Linked DNA regions of Mus musculus: all the other regions are linked to region 2. A link is a loop called in an ENCODE intact Hi-C map of the cell type or tissue named here. Cell type or tissue: left cerebral cortex. All regions are shown on one strand.

Evidence for each region. A loop is a pair of places that touch in the nucleus more often than their neighbours do. Peaks named below come from ENCODE experiments on the same cell type or tissue, not always from the same donor. Only the 100,000 strongest peaks of a DNase experiment are listed, where the experiment ranks them.
Region 1: a loop joins it to region 2, with 3 times the contacts of the local background. A loop is called at or near these places in 3 of 42 quality-filtered maps.
Region 3: it touches region 2 in a loop (2.7-fold over the local background); 8 of 42 quality-filtered maps call a loop at or near these places.

Annotation. Positions count from the first base shown.
Region 1 is chr7:78,265,092-78,270,091 of GRCm38, forward strand. All of the region lies in intron 12 of Ntrk3 (neurotrophic tyrosine kinase, receptor, type 3), which reads right to left. Among named protein-coding and RNA genes, the nearest start is that of Gm39038, 310 kb to the right of the region's middle. In left cerebral cortex, a CTCF peak has its summit at 2,565; a DNase peak (open chromatin) is centred at 2,586.
Region 2 is chr7:78,577,534-78,582,533 of GRCm38, forward strand. Ntrk3 (neurotrophic tyrosine kinase, receptor, type 3) reads right to left here and starts at 305. Exons shown (of 17, transcript NM_008746.5): 1 at 3-305. The coding sequence starts at 250. It overlaps E430016F16Rik (RIKEN cDNA E430016F16 gene), which reads right to left. Exons shown (of 11, transcript NR_015542.2): 11 at 3,533-5,000. In left cerebral cortex, CTCF peaks have their summits at 484 (motif pointing left) and 2,489; DNase peaks (open chromatin) are centred at 515, 726, 1,184, 1,795 and 4 more places; H3K4me3 peaks cover 2,499 bases; H3K27ac peaks cover 2,576 bases.
Region 3 is chr7:78,291,549-78,296,548 of GRCm38, forward strand. All of the region lies in intron 12 of Ntrk3 (neurotrophic tyrosine kinase, receptor, type 3), which reads right to left. Among named protein-coding and RNA genes, the nearest start is that of Gm39038, 280 kb to the right of the region's middle. In left cerebral cortex, a CTCF peak has its summit at 2,961; a DNase peak (open chromatin) is centred at 2,962.

The DNA of each region.
Region 1 (5,000 bases), 310 kb before region 2:
TCAAACAGCCCTTCCTTTCTTGCTCCTTCATCTATAGTCACCAAAATGGTCCTGTCCAAATATTAACTATCCCTAATTCTCCTGCACTAGTCATCCTGGGATTCTTTTACAGTATTGTTCCATTTGAAAGAACAGCAATAGCAGCAGCAGGAGCAGCAGCAGCAGGAGCAGGAGCAGGAGCAGGAGCAGCAGCAGGAGCAGGAGCAGGAGCCTCCCCCAAGAGGCCTTTCAGAACCTACCAAGCTCTGAGAATATGGAATTGAGGAACCCTGAAGGACTGGCTTAGAGTGAACTGTTTCATTTTTTATGTCCATATGTCTACTTGAGCCCCTTCTTTGCTTAATTTTAATTCCTGTCATGAAGTTCAGAGCTGTTACAGCTGAAGCCATCCAACCAACCCACAAGCCAAAAGATGCTGACTTCTCCTAAGAGAAAAGAGTATTGATCAGTCTCCTTACTGCATGGCTGGCTGGACTGGCGGGAAGCATCTATGTTGGGAAGTTCAGGGTTTGGAATGTTGGAAGGAGAGGAGGAGAAAGGGGAAATGTGTAGGTGGAGAACAGGGGGAGTGTCCTAAGTCCATCGAGAAAGGGCTGCTGAGAGAGAAGGGGTGCTATTTAATGGAAAGGGGTCTGAGGAAATGAAAAGGGTTACTAGAACTTTCTGCCATAGTTCATCTCAAATTCCTCTTCTCCAGAGAGCTCCTGATGGGATTTCACCAGAAGAGGCCACCTGGAGATCCTCTGGTTCCCACAAGACAAATGATTAATCCAACACAAATGAACCCCGAGTTTCAGTTACTCCCTGCAGAATCCTCCCTCTGCAGCTCGAAACCAAGTCACAGTTCCACATGTGTAGGATTCACTAGAGCAGGGTCTTATAGATCTACAGCAAACTGGGCCTCAAGCATTCAGTTCCCTGAGAGGCCAGTGGGTTGGCTGGGTTTGTTGATTGTCTCTATCTGTTTTCCTGAGCTTCCTCATCTGAGGCTGGGAGCTGACAATATTGAGAGAGACATTTCTGAAACTCCTACTGCAACTCACGCAGCTTCTGACTCTGGATGATCAGATGTGGCTGGACCCACAGAGACTGACATCAATGTCCCTCTTTGTTCACAAAGAAAGGGGAGCCAGAAACTGCTTCACTCTGGAGCCCAGGGATGAAGAATGATCAAAATCCACTAAAATTATCATACTACTCAAAGAGAAACGATTTTAGATAAAAACAAGCAGATAAATAGGTTTGTATTGGAATCCTGGCTCTGACATTTCCTAGTTGTCTTCTCTCTCCAAGCCTCGAGATCCTGATTGGTAAATTGGCCCATGGATAGTAACTTGGCAGAACAATTAAGAAAAGTGACTTAAAATTTTAGATTATAGGCCTGGTGAGATTGCTCCGTCATTAAAATGATTACCTCACAAGCCCCAGGCCTAAGCTCCATCCCCAGAACTTACCTGAGGAAAGCTGATGGTGCCAGGTCACACTTGGGCTCCCCAGTGCTGGAGAGACTGAGGCAGGTAAACCCTGAGGTTTACTAGCCAGCCAGTGTAACCTAACCAGGGAGTTGCAAGCCAATGAGAAATTGTCTCCAAAGATGGATGGCACCTGAAGAATGGCACCAAATGTTGATTTTTCAGTCTCCATATATATGCACATACATGGGCACATATAAAAAGTTTATTTAGGTGATGGAGTTAGTAGAAAGCATATGAACTAAAGTTGGCATTTGACAAGTGTGCTTCTGTCTCTCTCTGTAAGATCTGCATCCTAAAAGCTTAGCCTATGTGCAAACAAAGCAGTGGCTTGGGAAGAAATTGAAGGAAGGATGATAATGGTCTCTGAAAAGAAAATGGCCTGAGGTTGCTCAGGGTCACCACCAGTCTGCCTCAGTCTGCCTCAGTCTGCCACCACAACATTTAGCTTCCTCTCTATCGGAGTCAAAAATAGTATATGGGAGGAGGTTGGTCAGACAACGGAATAAAGACATCAAAAATCAGTGACAGCCACCTCCTCAAGATGGGTATTTATCCGTAGAGATATACCAGAACCCCAGGATCAGCAAATCTAAATTATGGTGATTCTGACCACTGCAAGTAAAGTTACAAACTTGGTCCCCTAAAATGAGCATGCGCCTCAGTTCGCATGCAGAGGACCTTAGGTGAAGCTGATTGTTGTTCTCAGAAACATATTCACCATCTACCTCTGATAAGAGGCTCAGAAACAGCTCCCAGTCCCAGGGCAGCCACAAAGGTTGGTTCATTTTAATACTCAATTCCCAACTGGCTCCTGGAGTCATTGGATATTTGTCTCATGGACCCTTTTTTTACTCTGTGCTTGCCTCTTTTAACTTTGAGATATTCCTTATTCCCTTATTAATAATAAAAATAACTTCCATTGATTGAGTGCCTATCCAAGGCAGACTAAGTAAGCACTTGCATGTTCCTTCACATTCATCTTTATCAAGCTCTCTCTAAAGTGAAATACAGCCTGTTGCTCTTCTGGTACTCCAGAAGAGGGAGCTGAGGCTTGCCCAAGACCCCTTAGCTATCAGAGGTGGTCTGTTAAACTGCAAAGTCTGGTACAGTACTGCCCCCTTTCCGCAAAGAATAAATTGCAAGAGCCCCTGCAGAATGGTGAAGCTGGCTTTTTCCTGTACAAACACAGCTGTGGGAAAGTCTAATCCATACACTAGACAGAACAAGAGATTGACAACCCTAATGACATAATAATTAGAATAACAAACAGTGATAAGAGTTAGCCAGTGTGGTATATTAAGAGAGGCAAGACAAATATTCATACTTTTAGACTGCAACTGAAACCAGAGATAACAAACCATAGAAAGGGCAAAATGTGTGAGCAGACAGTTGCCATTCTTCAGCCTTGCCAGGTTCCCCTCACCTCCACAGAGAAGCCCTGAGCCCTGAGTTGGCATCCCTACATAGAAAAGAACAATGGTGTCCATGAAGGCACAGAGACCCTGTCTCTGCCAGCGCTGTTGCCATAACCTGAACATGTCTCAAGAGAACTGCACTAAAGTCCCAAATTCAGAGATCCACTGAGGAGCAGATGTTCCAGGGGATCTTACTCTGAGAGTGAAAACCATCTAGGGACTGCCTTGTAAAAATTATTATTTGAACAGTTCTTCATCCTATGATCCCATGACTGTCCAGAAGAGGTGACTAGGTTCATTGCAAACCATAGCATAAAGTCTGCCATTAGCCAGGATGTGCCACAGCATAGGGCTGCTATGCACTTGAAGGGCTTGGGAGGTTCTTGACAGGAGAGAGGGGACAAAGAAAGAGGGAGAGGAAGGGAGTATCCCTGAGAAGTGTGTGTTTTCTTTGCACTAACCAGACCCTAGGGTCTCAGGCTGCCAAAAAAGGCTCAGAAGAAAACATTAATTCAATACCACACATTTAATTACACATGAAATGGAATGTCCTTAAGCAGAAAAGAATAACTTTCTCAGAGCTCCAACTGTGAGTTTTTGAAGTGGCAGAAAAAAGAGGTCCAGCACTAAGTCATGGAGAGGCAACATTCTGCCAGAAAGGCAAGACCTTTGTCCTTACCATGGAAGGTACTTCTGCTGCCCCCACACTTCTTCTAGCCCTCTGGTTTTGTCTCTCCAAGAATCTTCAGTTGTTCTATGTGGTCTTATATATGAGCATCTCTCTGGCTAATGGCAGGCTTTATGCTATGGTCTGCAACTAACCTAGCCACCTTCTCATGGATAGTCATGGGGTCATAGCATGGAGAACTGTTCAAATATCAACTTTTACAAGACAGTCCCTGGATGGTTTCCACTCTCAGAGTAAGATCACCTGAAGCAATAGCAAGGACCTTTGTAGAACATACTTCTGAAGCTGTAAAGTAAAAGGAGAACTCTGGGGACTCTTTAAAATGACTAACCAAATGAGATACCAGTTATATAGGAAGGATTATGGTGCTATTGAACCCCAGTGCTGTTCATTGTTGTTGCTACCCGAAGGTAACAAAGGTAATATCCTCAGTCCTGTTTATTTAAGCACTCAGATCTTCCTGCTGTCAGCCTTCCTGCTGTCTTCATTCCATAGGTCTGGGCTTCTCTCACAACTTTGTAGTCATATGCTTTTGCAAAGCATCCCTAAAGCATTCAAGTCAAAAGACCACTGTCAAATGTTCCTGGAGGCCATCAGTTAAGCCTAGCACAGTGCCCAATATACACAAGAAACTCACTAAATAATTGATGAGCAAATGAATAAATTAAAGTCCCATCTGAAGCATGGATGTAAGCAGAGAGAACACTACAAAGAGAAACAAAGAAGGGAAGTTGGGGGAGTAGTTAAAAGGAATGAATGGGGATGGGAAGGGATCCAGCAAGCCCCGAAGAGCAGACATATTTATGTCCTGACTCCAAGACATGCCTGAAGAATAAAGATTTTGTTGAACCAGGACAGGTGTGAGCATCACATCTGAACCCTTTATATCTGACACCTCAGACTTCCAAACAAAGAGCCTCTGTGGTCTGCTCTGCTGAGAAGCAGGGAACATAGGTCATGCCCCAGGGCACATGCATACCCAGAAACTAGAGGTGGTAGCATAGGACACAAAGACAATGTGTTCTAACCAAGATGAATAAATACACAAGACACCCTGCTGTTTCTGGGCTCAGTGAAGACAGAGGATCAGAGAAAGGACTGTCTGTTCTGGGGCAAATTCCAGCTCACGTCTCCTGACACAAGTTCAGCAAGGGAAGCTGAAGTTCAGATGTGTCCCTGCTCCCAGGTGCTATCTATCCTCTGAACTGTACTGATGTGAGTACAGCTATCCACTGAGACTGTGTAGCTCCTGCCATCACCTCCATAACTACACCACACCTGTCCATTCATGCCCACTTCCTTGTCTGTGTGGCGTGCTGACCCTTCTTGTGGTGAGAACGCCTCTGGCTCTCATTAAGCAGTGGCTGCTAGAGCCAAGAGTGAAGAGCAGAGGAAGTCCCCAGGGAAAGCCATCTGGAATCA
Region 2 (5,000 bases):
ACATGGAAGTGATATTCCTTGAGATGTCCGTAATGTTGATGCTGGCGTTCCCATTGCTGTTCCCTGAATCCTGCCCTTCCAGGAGAGGGAAGAGGTTCCCATCGTCCGGCCGCCGGCAATTGATCTCAGTCTTGCTGCAGACACAATTTGCAGGGCAAGCCAGCACGGAGCCCACATAGTCCAGCCAGACGCTTCCCAGCAAGAAAATCCGCCAGAAACTACACTTGGCTGGGCAAAGAGAGACATCCATCTCCGATCGCTGCTTCTAAAAAAGAGGAGGAGGAGGAGAGGAGAGGGGGGTGGGGTGGGGGGAGTGGGGAGAGCAGGGGGGGAAGGAAACAAAGACAGCGAGGGAGGGGGGAAGGGGGAGGGGGGCCTCTGCCTTTGAAACGCCGAACGATCAGATGCAAAATCCTTCAGCGTCGGAAACCATCGCGGCCGCCGCCGCCACCGGGTGGGAGCCGCGGGGAGCGCCTAGTGGCGCGGTCTGCCGGGCATGGTGGCCGGCTCGGCGCTCGCCGGCTTGCGGGGTCCAGAAGCTCTGGAAACGAGGCGCGCTCTCCGACTCCGAGACTTTGCAGGGTTGTAACAACAGACGGTGGGAAGGCAAAAATAATAATAAAAAAAGAAAAAAAGATGGTGCTAAAGTCACCAAGTCCCACCTCCTAGGCAGAATTAAAACGGACACACCTGCAAAACACACTCGCACACACTCACATACACACGCGCGGAGCTGGAGGAAGGAGGAGAAGGAAGATGCAGTCAGAGCTGCAGCAGTCGCGGCGAATGGCTCGCTACGCGCCTGCAGAAATGTACAAGTGCTCCGAGCCTTACGAAACGCACGGGTTATCGGAGCGTCTTCCTCGGTTCCCTCCCTCCCTCCTCCCCTCCCTCCTCGCGGCCTCCTCCCCCCCCCCCGCCCCCCGCCCGGGCTGGGAGAGGCAGGAGAGCGGAATCTCCCCCTCCCTCCCCTCCCCACACCCCTCTCTCTCCCCGCCCGTCCTCTCCCTCCTGCTTCCCCACCCACCCACCCACTCGCCGGCTCTCGGCTCTCGCCGGTACCGCCACCCGCAGCCGCGCCGCTGCCCGCCCGCTCCACGCCCGCGCCCGCTCGCTGCAGCCGAGGGGAAAACGAGACGGAAAGGAAAAGTTGCAGTTGGGATTCCGAGGGTCGGCGTTGGGGAGGGAGAGTTGGCAAGCTGACTGAGCAACACGAAAGGCGTTCTCCCTTCCACTTTTTGGCCCTCGTGCTGCCCGGTTTTGCTGCAATCTCCTCCGCAGGAGGAAGCGAAATGAGCGTGGCCCAGGTGACCCGGGATGCTCCCCAGCCTGAGTGAGGGTCTCGGGCTCACGGACAGTGACGGGAATCAGGAGCGCACAGGAACCCGAGCGAGGCAGCCAGGGACGCCGGCCGCAGACGTGCAGACCTAGATCTGAATGACACTCATTTGGGTAATCAAGAGTCCCGGGAGCTGGGCTCAGCTTGGGAGGGGACTGCGTGGCATGGCACACTGAGTGCCCCTGAGCCTATTGCTCCTTCTTGGCGGTGCGTTATGGGTTCCGCCTTGGACAAACAGGGACCAGAGAAGGAGAGAAAGAGGGAAGGAGCGCCTGCAGGACTGCGCTGGAGAACCGAGGTGGCCCAGGGCGAGCGATTCATGCGAAAGAAGCGGCCAGGAAATTGAGATGCGAAGGGCATTTTTTGGCAAGCACCACGCCAGCACCGTCGGAGGCCAGCTTCTTGGGCTCAGCCCTCGGGTGCGCCGAGCTGGCAGCCTGGTGAGGGGGTGGGCGGACTGCTCTCTCCGGATGATTTGGGGGGCACAGAACCTCCTCTTTCCCTCCCCCACAAACACCCCTTCCTGGTAGGGGCTCAAAACAGGTGCAGCCTTCGAGGCAAGTTTAGACCTGATGGGGAGAGAAGTATAGCCCCCGCTTTTTGCCTTGATAGGATTGTTTTAAAAATAAAATGCAAATGTAAATATGCCAAATGCGAGCTATTTCCTGAGAAAGCCTGAGATTTTGCTGTGGGAAAGGAGAAGAAAGGGTTAGGGGAATCCGAGCAGGCAGACACACTACAGCATTCACACGCAGAAGAAAGCAGCGCTCTCCTCCCCGAGCTTGGGTGAGGGCAGGCAAGGAAGCAAAATACATTGAATTCAACAGCATCCAGGATCTGAAAGGATTCTCCCCCGCCCCCCTGTGGATTCCAATGCAGGTCATGCAACTTGCAGGCAAGATGGGGGGAAGGGGTATTGCGGTGCCACCAGCCTGCCCCTAGTGCCACCGACAGACAGACCCGATGGCTTGCAGTAACACTTTTTGCTGGGAGTAAACTTGGGTGAAAGGAGGAAAAGAAAAGAGCATGCCTATAAAAGGCATTTTCCCCGACTTCTCATTACACTCTGCCTTCCTTTTGCCCCAGTGAGACTTTTACACCCTGTCGCCATGATGGCCTTGTCCCCAGAATGGCATTTTGCCCTCCCGCCAGCAGGAGGGGACAGAGTGGAGACAGCCTTAGACTCTCAAACCAGAACCTACTGGCTTCAGGCCAGTCCCTGATGTCCTTGTCCATTGGGAATCTCCCTGACACTTCAAGTGCCATCCTGAGTGACTTTAGGGTTCTCTGAGAGGCAGGGAGAGTAAGGTGTAGCCAGGACACTGGAACTTGGCCTCTCTTGAGAGATAGCAGAGGAGAAATAGGAAGCATTTCCCAGACTACCCCAGGGAGACAGAATAGCTGACTGCCTGAGGGGATTTAGTAGAGCTCCAACAAGGAGAAAGCATAGTTGTGTCTTAAAGGGTGCCCCGCCCATTTTTAAGGACAAGGACGATTTTTATTACTGCCTGCAAAGAAAGGATGCTATCCATAAGTCGGGTTTCAAAGCAAAACTTTGGAAACCTCTTCAGAGAGTGAAAATTCAGGCTGTGAAGCAAGGGACTCTGATTGGACAAAAGGTCTTTCATTCTTGACCGTGGATAGGATGAAGGTAAGGTGCTAGGAGCTCTGAGCCCACTTAGAAAGTAAAGCTTAAAAATGAAGAAGGCTCTTTTTTTTTAATGCAAGTGGAAAGAGCAGAGTTCTACTTATGACCATGAACAAATAGACTTACACTCTGGGCCTCAGCTTTCAAATCCATGAAATGACCACATGGAACCAGGTCTTTGCTCTCCTTTAACTGATGACATCCACAGTCCCTGCCAGCTTGTAATAGATAATACAACTCCTTGGACCTCATCAGAGACTTCCCAAACCAAACATTTTAAGAAGTTCCCCTAGGTGATTGACAGGCATGGGGTGGGGGCAGCTTCAGAGCCCCTACAGCTCGAATCATCTCTGGTTCTCCACAAGCCTTGGATGAAGGGACTCATTAGAAAGGAACAGGGATTCCATGTAGGTTCCCAGAAGCATCCAGTTAGAATAAATGAGTGTCTTGGGTGCCTGCAAAAACAGAACTTTGGGGCTGGCAAGATGGCTGTCATCAATAAAGTATTGATCACACAAGCATGAAGACTCGGCACCCATGTTTTTAAAAAATGGATTTATTTAGCAGTGTGCACTGCTGGGGGTAGAGACAAGAAGATCTCTGGTGTTAGGTATTAGCTGGCCAGCAAGATTCGGTGAGAGACCCTGTCTCAAAAAATAGGGCAAGGAAAACACCAGACATCAACTTCTGGACTCCACATACACCCACATACATGTGCATAAACATGAACACACACACAGAAAGAGAGAGAGAGAGGAGATCTTTAAACTTCCACTATCAGTGAAACGCCTACAGGCCACAGAAAAGCAGTCAAAGTAAGCCAGAAATGGGTAAGGGGCTAGGACAGAGTCCCTGGGACAGACACTCTCCTCTCAGTCAACAGGTACCCAGGGCATTCAAACCATGCTGTCATCTTGCTGAGAATGTCCTGGTTGACAGGGAAGAAGGACTTGTCATATCATCCTGAATTCCCAGTATGTGGCCTCTGTGTCCTGGACATATGACTCATCTCAGCATCCAGACAATCAGGATAATCTGTCCCCATCTTCTCAGCTGCCAGATGGAGTTTCCTAAATGAGGAAGCTGGAGAGTGCACACCAACCCTCCAACCCCCTGCTGACCAAGAAGGGACAAGAAGGAACAACGTTTGTTTGTTTGTTTCCCTGTACAAAATGTAAAACTTAGAAAGCTTTCCCAGCAAGGCAGATGCAAGGGCTTAAAGAAGATGCCAAGGGCTTCCAAAGGTTCCAAGGAAATCTCCAACCGTATAGGTCAGACAGGGCTGCCTAACAGGGCACGGAGCTCCTTCTGCTCCCCATTTATCTACAGAAATCAAGCACATGTCTCTTTCTTAAAGAAATCCGCTCCAGACTATGAATGCCCATAACTTCTGAGGAAGGATTCAAAGCAGCTCAAAGTCCCTGTACCTAGGAAGGGAGTAGAAATTCAGGAAGCAAAAAAAACATAGTGTGCTGACCCCACAACCAGTGCTTTCTAAGACTCCCCCGTTATCCCACACACACACAATGATCACCCTTTTCACCTTGCCACATCCCCATTTCCAATGGCTCCACACTTCTGAGCCAGTGGCCATATTTCTGGGATGGAGGCCAGACCCTAAATATTGCCTTACTCCTACACCTTACTCCACCCACTATGCCTTACTCCTACAATATCAGTCTGAACCGAGAAGCTATGCTGCACAGCTTTCTAGCCTGAGCCGATTTAGGACCCAGTTTCTCAGTGGGAGCTGAGAAAGGAGCAATGGTCCCGAATGGCAGTTCTGAGGAACACCTGAGGGGACGGTGGGAGGCCTGGGCTCCCAAGAACTTGTTGTTCCGAAGAGCTGTGCTGGAAGAGACAGACCTCGTCATGTGCTAGAAGAAGAGGTGCCCATGCAAGAGACTGAGAACATGCAATGCTATTCATAAAGTCGGAGGCCAAGGAGAGAACTTCAGCCAAATCTGGATGCCGAAAATGAATCTGTGAAGGTGGACAAGTTGAGCATCAAAG
Region 3 (5,000 bases), 290 kb before region 2:
ACGATACAAGTCTCTCTTGCTCAAGACTAAGGAATACTGCTGGGTGTGTTGGCGCACGCCTTTAATCCCAGCACTGGGGAGGCAGAGGCAGGCGGATTTCTGAGTTAGAGGCCAACCTGGTCTACAAAGTGAGTTCCAAGACAGCCGGGGCTATACAGAGAAACCCTGTCTCGAAAAAAAACAAACAAACAACAACAACAACAAAATACTAAGGAATACTGCTCTACATTCTCATAAAACTGAAACTTGCCAATCTTGGCACTGTTAATGTTGTGGGCTGGCATTATTCTTTGTGCAGTGGAAGCTGGAGCATACCACCCATCCTAAGTTATAACAACCAAACAGGTCTCTATGCACATTTCCCCAAGGGATAAAACTGGCCATCAGTTGAAAGTCACTGCAGTAGACTATCAGGCTCTTGAAAAAAAAAATGAAACTTCTTGACTTAGCAACAGAGTATACACCTCAGAGAAGATGTTGCCATGTGGTTGAAGGATGAATTAGTGACCCAGTATCTACTTAGGGCCCCCCCAAATGTTGGTTTTTAAACTCTGATATTGGGGACAGAACCCAGTCTCTTGTACATGCCAGGTAATGACTACCACTGAGCCCCCAGAAGTCATTCTTAGAGACCCTATTCCCATAGTGAGACTGTGAAATATTAGTAACAAAGAGTCTATCATAACTATATTAAGGTAGTTCTCACCTCTATTATACAAATGATGTATCATAGGAGGTATGGATACTGTTACCCACAGCAAACTATGATGAGACATGTATCTGTGGGGTGGTGTGTTGGGTACCACATAGACTTAACCTACGGTATATTCCATCCTCTCTAATGAATCCTCTTACTTGTATAAGGGCTGGTTTAAACACTGCTGGTTGGCATATTCCTTAAACAAATCCAAATGTAATTTGTAATGGAAACTATAATACACAATAGCTTCTCTCTCTACATCTCCAACCTTTCACTGACTCTGCTCTTATCAATGGGATTTTATAAAGCTGACAGACCCTCCTCAGTTTGCTATGTAACATGTGAAATTTTTCTAGTACATTCCCTCATTACTTGGTGGTGACATCACTCTGAGAGCTTTGTGCATGCTCATGGGTACAGACATTTTTTGTTCTAATTTCAGATATGACTTCAATAATTTTTAAGAGTATAAGAGCTCCTAAGTCAACGGGTGCTGATTTAAACTACTATGTGGTAGAAAGTGGGGACTGGATGAAAATTATTTGGAAGATCTTTATAGAGACTCCAGTAAGCTACTGTAGAAATAAGTGCATCTCAGAGTTTCTAATTGGAGTGTCATTGTGATATTTTAGCTGAAAAAATGTTCTCTAGGCTCATCAAGGTGGATCAAAACAAGTCTAAGGGGGAAAAGTGCAAGCATTTGCTATTTTCAACAAAACACAAGCACCCCAAACACAGTGATCCTTGTTTGTGTTTGGAGGCTCACTCATGATCTGATTTACACTTGGAGTAGCTCCACTTCACTAACCACAAAGTGTTCAAACTTTAGCTCTGTTTTTCTCTCTCTGCATGTCAGGAGCACACAGAAAGTGTTATTAGGAAAGTGACAAAGGACACATTCATGCCCGCTGTGAAAAGGGAAGAGTGAGCTCCTGAAGCCATTCTTACTTTAAAACTTGATGGGTTCCATTACCTGTGTTATAGAATCATAATGTGTAATTATCACCAAGAGGCTTTCTTTGCATCACTGACCAAAACAAACCAGATACCCCATCCAGTCCAGTTTGACTGTCAATCCTTTTGTTGCTTTTGGTTTCTTCTTTTAAATTTTCTTCACCTCTTTTCTCACCTCATATAATAGAGAGCTTATATCTATGCTACAAAGTGCAAATATCACATGGCATCCTTGATAGTCACAGAAGAAGCATAGGAGAATTGTCTCCATCATCTTTCAGATGAAGCAATTGAAAGGTGAAATCGACCTTCCTGGATGTATTGGTGTCCAGGCCAAGACCAAGAGGATTGCCACGCACACATGGGCTCCCCTGAATCTCTGCCTTGAGAAGAACAGACTGGAAGCTGAGAGACAGCGAAGGGCTATCCAACCACATACTTCAGACCCTTGAAGGGAATGGCATCCATGCTTTTCACAGTAGTTGTTTCCAGAAACTGCCTCGTCCAACCCCTGTATCAGATGATGTTGGTTTTCTACAGTGTCGTGACAGTAGACAACCCAGAAAATGGCCAATAGCACATCAAGGACAAAAAGAAGCTTTACCAGCCAAATACTGGAATGTAAACTCCCATCCCCGTGCCCGTCACTCCTCTATAGCCTGTTTCCATCTTCCACGTTATAAATAATTCAGTTTCCTTTTCTCTTAAATATCACAAAACCAAGTTGGAATCTTTATGTAGAGGATTCTTCTGTGTCCTTCTCTCTCTCCTCCCCTCCTCTCCCTCCCTCACCAGCCCAGGCAACTCCCTGGAGAGCGACCTCTCAAGCTTTAACATTTATTCTTTGACATTTCAGACTATTTGTTAGGCAGAGCTGCCTCCTTGAAATCAAAGTTGGAAAATCTTGCTGAAAACTCCCGCTTGGCCCTGTCCAAAGGTGACAGGAAGGGTCTGTTAAACCCCAAACACTGGCTTCCTTCCTCACCCAGAGAAACCATTTGATCCCTATGCACAAAAACAGCTTTCTGTTTCTCTCTCACACTCTTCCCATGCCATGGGGTCAGTACATTCACCAGAGAGTCCCCAAGAGCCAAGAGATGTTCCCTGCCAGGAGTCAGCAGTGGCGTACTGGGACATGGCATTCAGGGTGCCTGTAGAATAGGTTATTTACATGGGTGTCAGTCAGGCTTTTTTGTCAGATACTGAAACAAATACAGGATGAGGAAAATTAAGTTACTTACCCCACATCACTTGCTTAGTGGCAACGCCGAGACTGGGATTCCCATCTTCATTTCTGTGTGCCACCACTAGGTGACATCAGTCTGTGGGAGTGGCTCATGCTAGAGAAGTCTCAAGCTCCTTTGTGAAGGGACTTACCATATGGAGGACTGAGCCTCCTGTTGGGTAGAGATGTGAGGTATGGTCCTTTCTTGATATCTTTGACATCAACAGGTCACTGATGAAGCATCCTTCTTAGGTCTCTTTCAAAAGCTTCTAACTACACAATAACCAGTGTTTCCTGAAATATGTGTGTGGAATGTACTAATAGATGTTAGGTAAAGAATGCTCTATGTTCAATTATGTTGGAAAACTTGCAGAATAACGAGGTTTATTTACAGCAGGGGTTTTCAGAGCCTTCAATATCCTAATGTACAGTGTGAACCTGGGGATGAGACATGTATGAGCCGTGTGATGCTCTCTAAAGCTATCTGATGAATCTTTCGAATCTGATAGACTTAAAGGGGGTGCTGCTAGCGCCAGTGATGAGAGACACATGATCTTCACATCATTTATCTAGTAACTGAAATGGGAAAATGATTTTTCTGCAGGTTGGGAAATTCCAAATTAAGGAAGAGCCATATTGCGGCAGCTGAAGCCTTGCCCAAAAAACTGAACTGTCCATGTGGAAAAACAGTTGGGGAAGTGGCTGACCCAATAAAATGATTATGGTAGCCATTGTGGTCTTCTTCTTAAGCAAGTTGGCTATTTGACATCATGGGTGTTAACCCACAAATGTCTGTTAGGGTCACAAGAAATGCCAAATCGACAACCATAAAGATTGAAGCATTCTGTTATCATTTAGATACAGATTGAAAATTTTAAGCCATGAAATTCCAAAATATGATCTGTAATGATGGCACCTCCCATGGTGCCCACTGACTGGGAAAAACCAGACTCCAGGGCCCACTGGTCAATTCAGAGTCAGCTTCCTCTCAAGTAAAGAACTTGAGCAAAACTATGGAACCTTGATAGAGATATCCAGAGAGTTCCACAGGCTCTGGCTATACCTTTTTAGCCAAACTGATCTTTCAGAAATAACACTCCCAAAGAGTTGCTTGCAGATTTATTTCTTCCACCTTATCAGCAGGAAGGTGATGATACTGATGTGCACACAGTGATCGATCCAGTTAGCATCTAGTCTGTGTTCTAGGATTTCCAGCTCCCTAGGACTAGTGATTGGCCTATGGGACACTGACCTCAGGTCACAGATGTGCTCTTATTTTGATCAGGTGGGACTGTGATTACTCCTCCATGAAAAGCAGCAAGAACAGCTGCGGGCTTAGAAACCTCCTGTTGCAGAGGCTAGAGCCTTGTACCATCAAACTCAAGGGTATTTTAAGTACCTGAGTGTCTGAGACCAAGTCATATTTCCCATAAGGATGCAGATGGCTCTTGCCTCCAGTCATCACCTTCTCTTTCCCTGAGAAATCAATTTGAGAAGGGGACCAGGATTCACCAGTTTTTGCCAAATACCACTGCAAGCCTTACAATATCATATCATATCATATCATATCATATCACAAGGACACAGACACAGCACAGCTAGCATGTGCTCAGAGTAAGGAAGTTAGTGGCTCTTCAGAAGTTTGTAATAGGAAATTTGCCAGGCCACATCTGACAGCATTGAAGTGACTTTACCCATTGTCAGCTTAGGTCTTTGTCCTTCTCACTGGCAAATGAACTTCAACGTCAAGAGAGGCAAGAAAGCATATTTTGAAGGGAAAAGGCTACTTGCTCCAATGCAGTTCCCAAAGGCAGAACCAAGCCTCATTTAGCTGCCATGGTTCCAGAAAACATAAAGGTGGCAGAAACAGAAGGAAAGAAATCTTTAAAGGCAAGCTGGCCTTGTAGGTCTTGCACCAAGGCTTTCCCCAGTGTTACTTACCAAAGTCTGGCTTGGTGGTGTGTTCTGAGTTGCTATGATGCTCTTGATTGGGGGGAGGGCACAGGTCTAGAATGCATACCTGTGGGCAGCCTCACCCCTTGCTTCTTAACCCCTGTCCATGGCTGAATGGGGGTCCTGACCACCCCTCCTCTAAAGCCACAAGTGTCATTTGACTTTTTT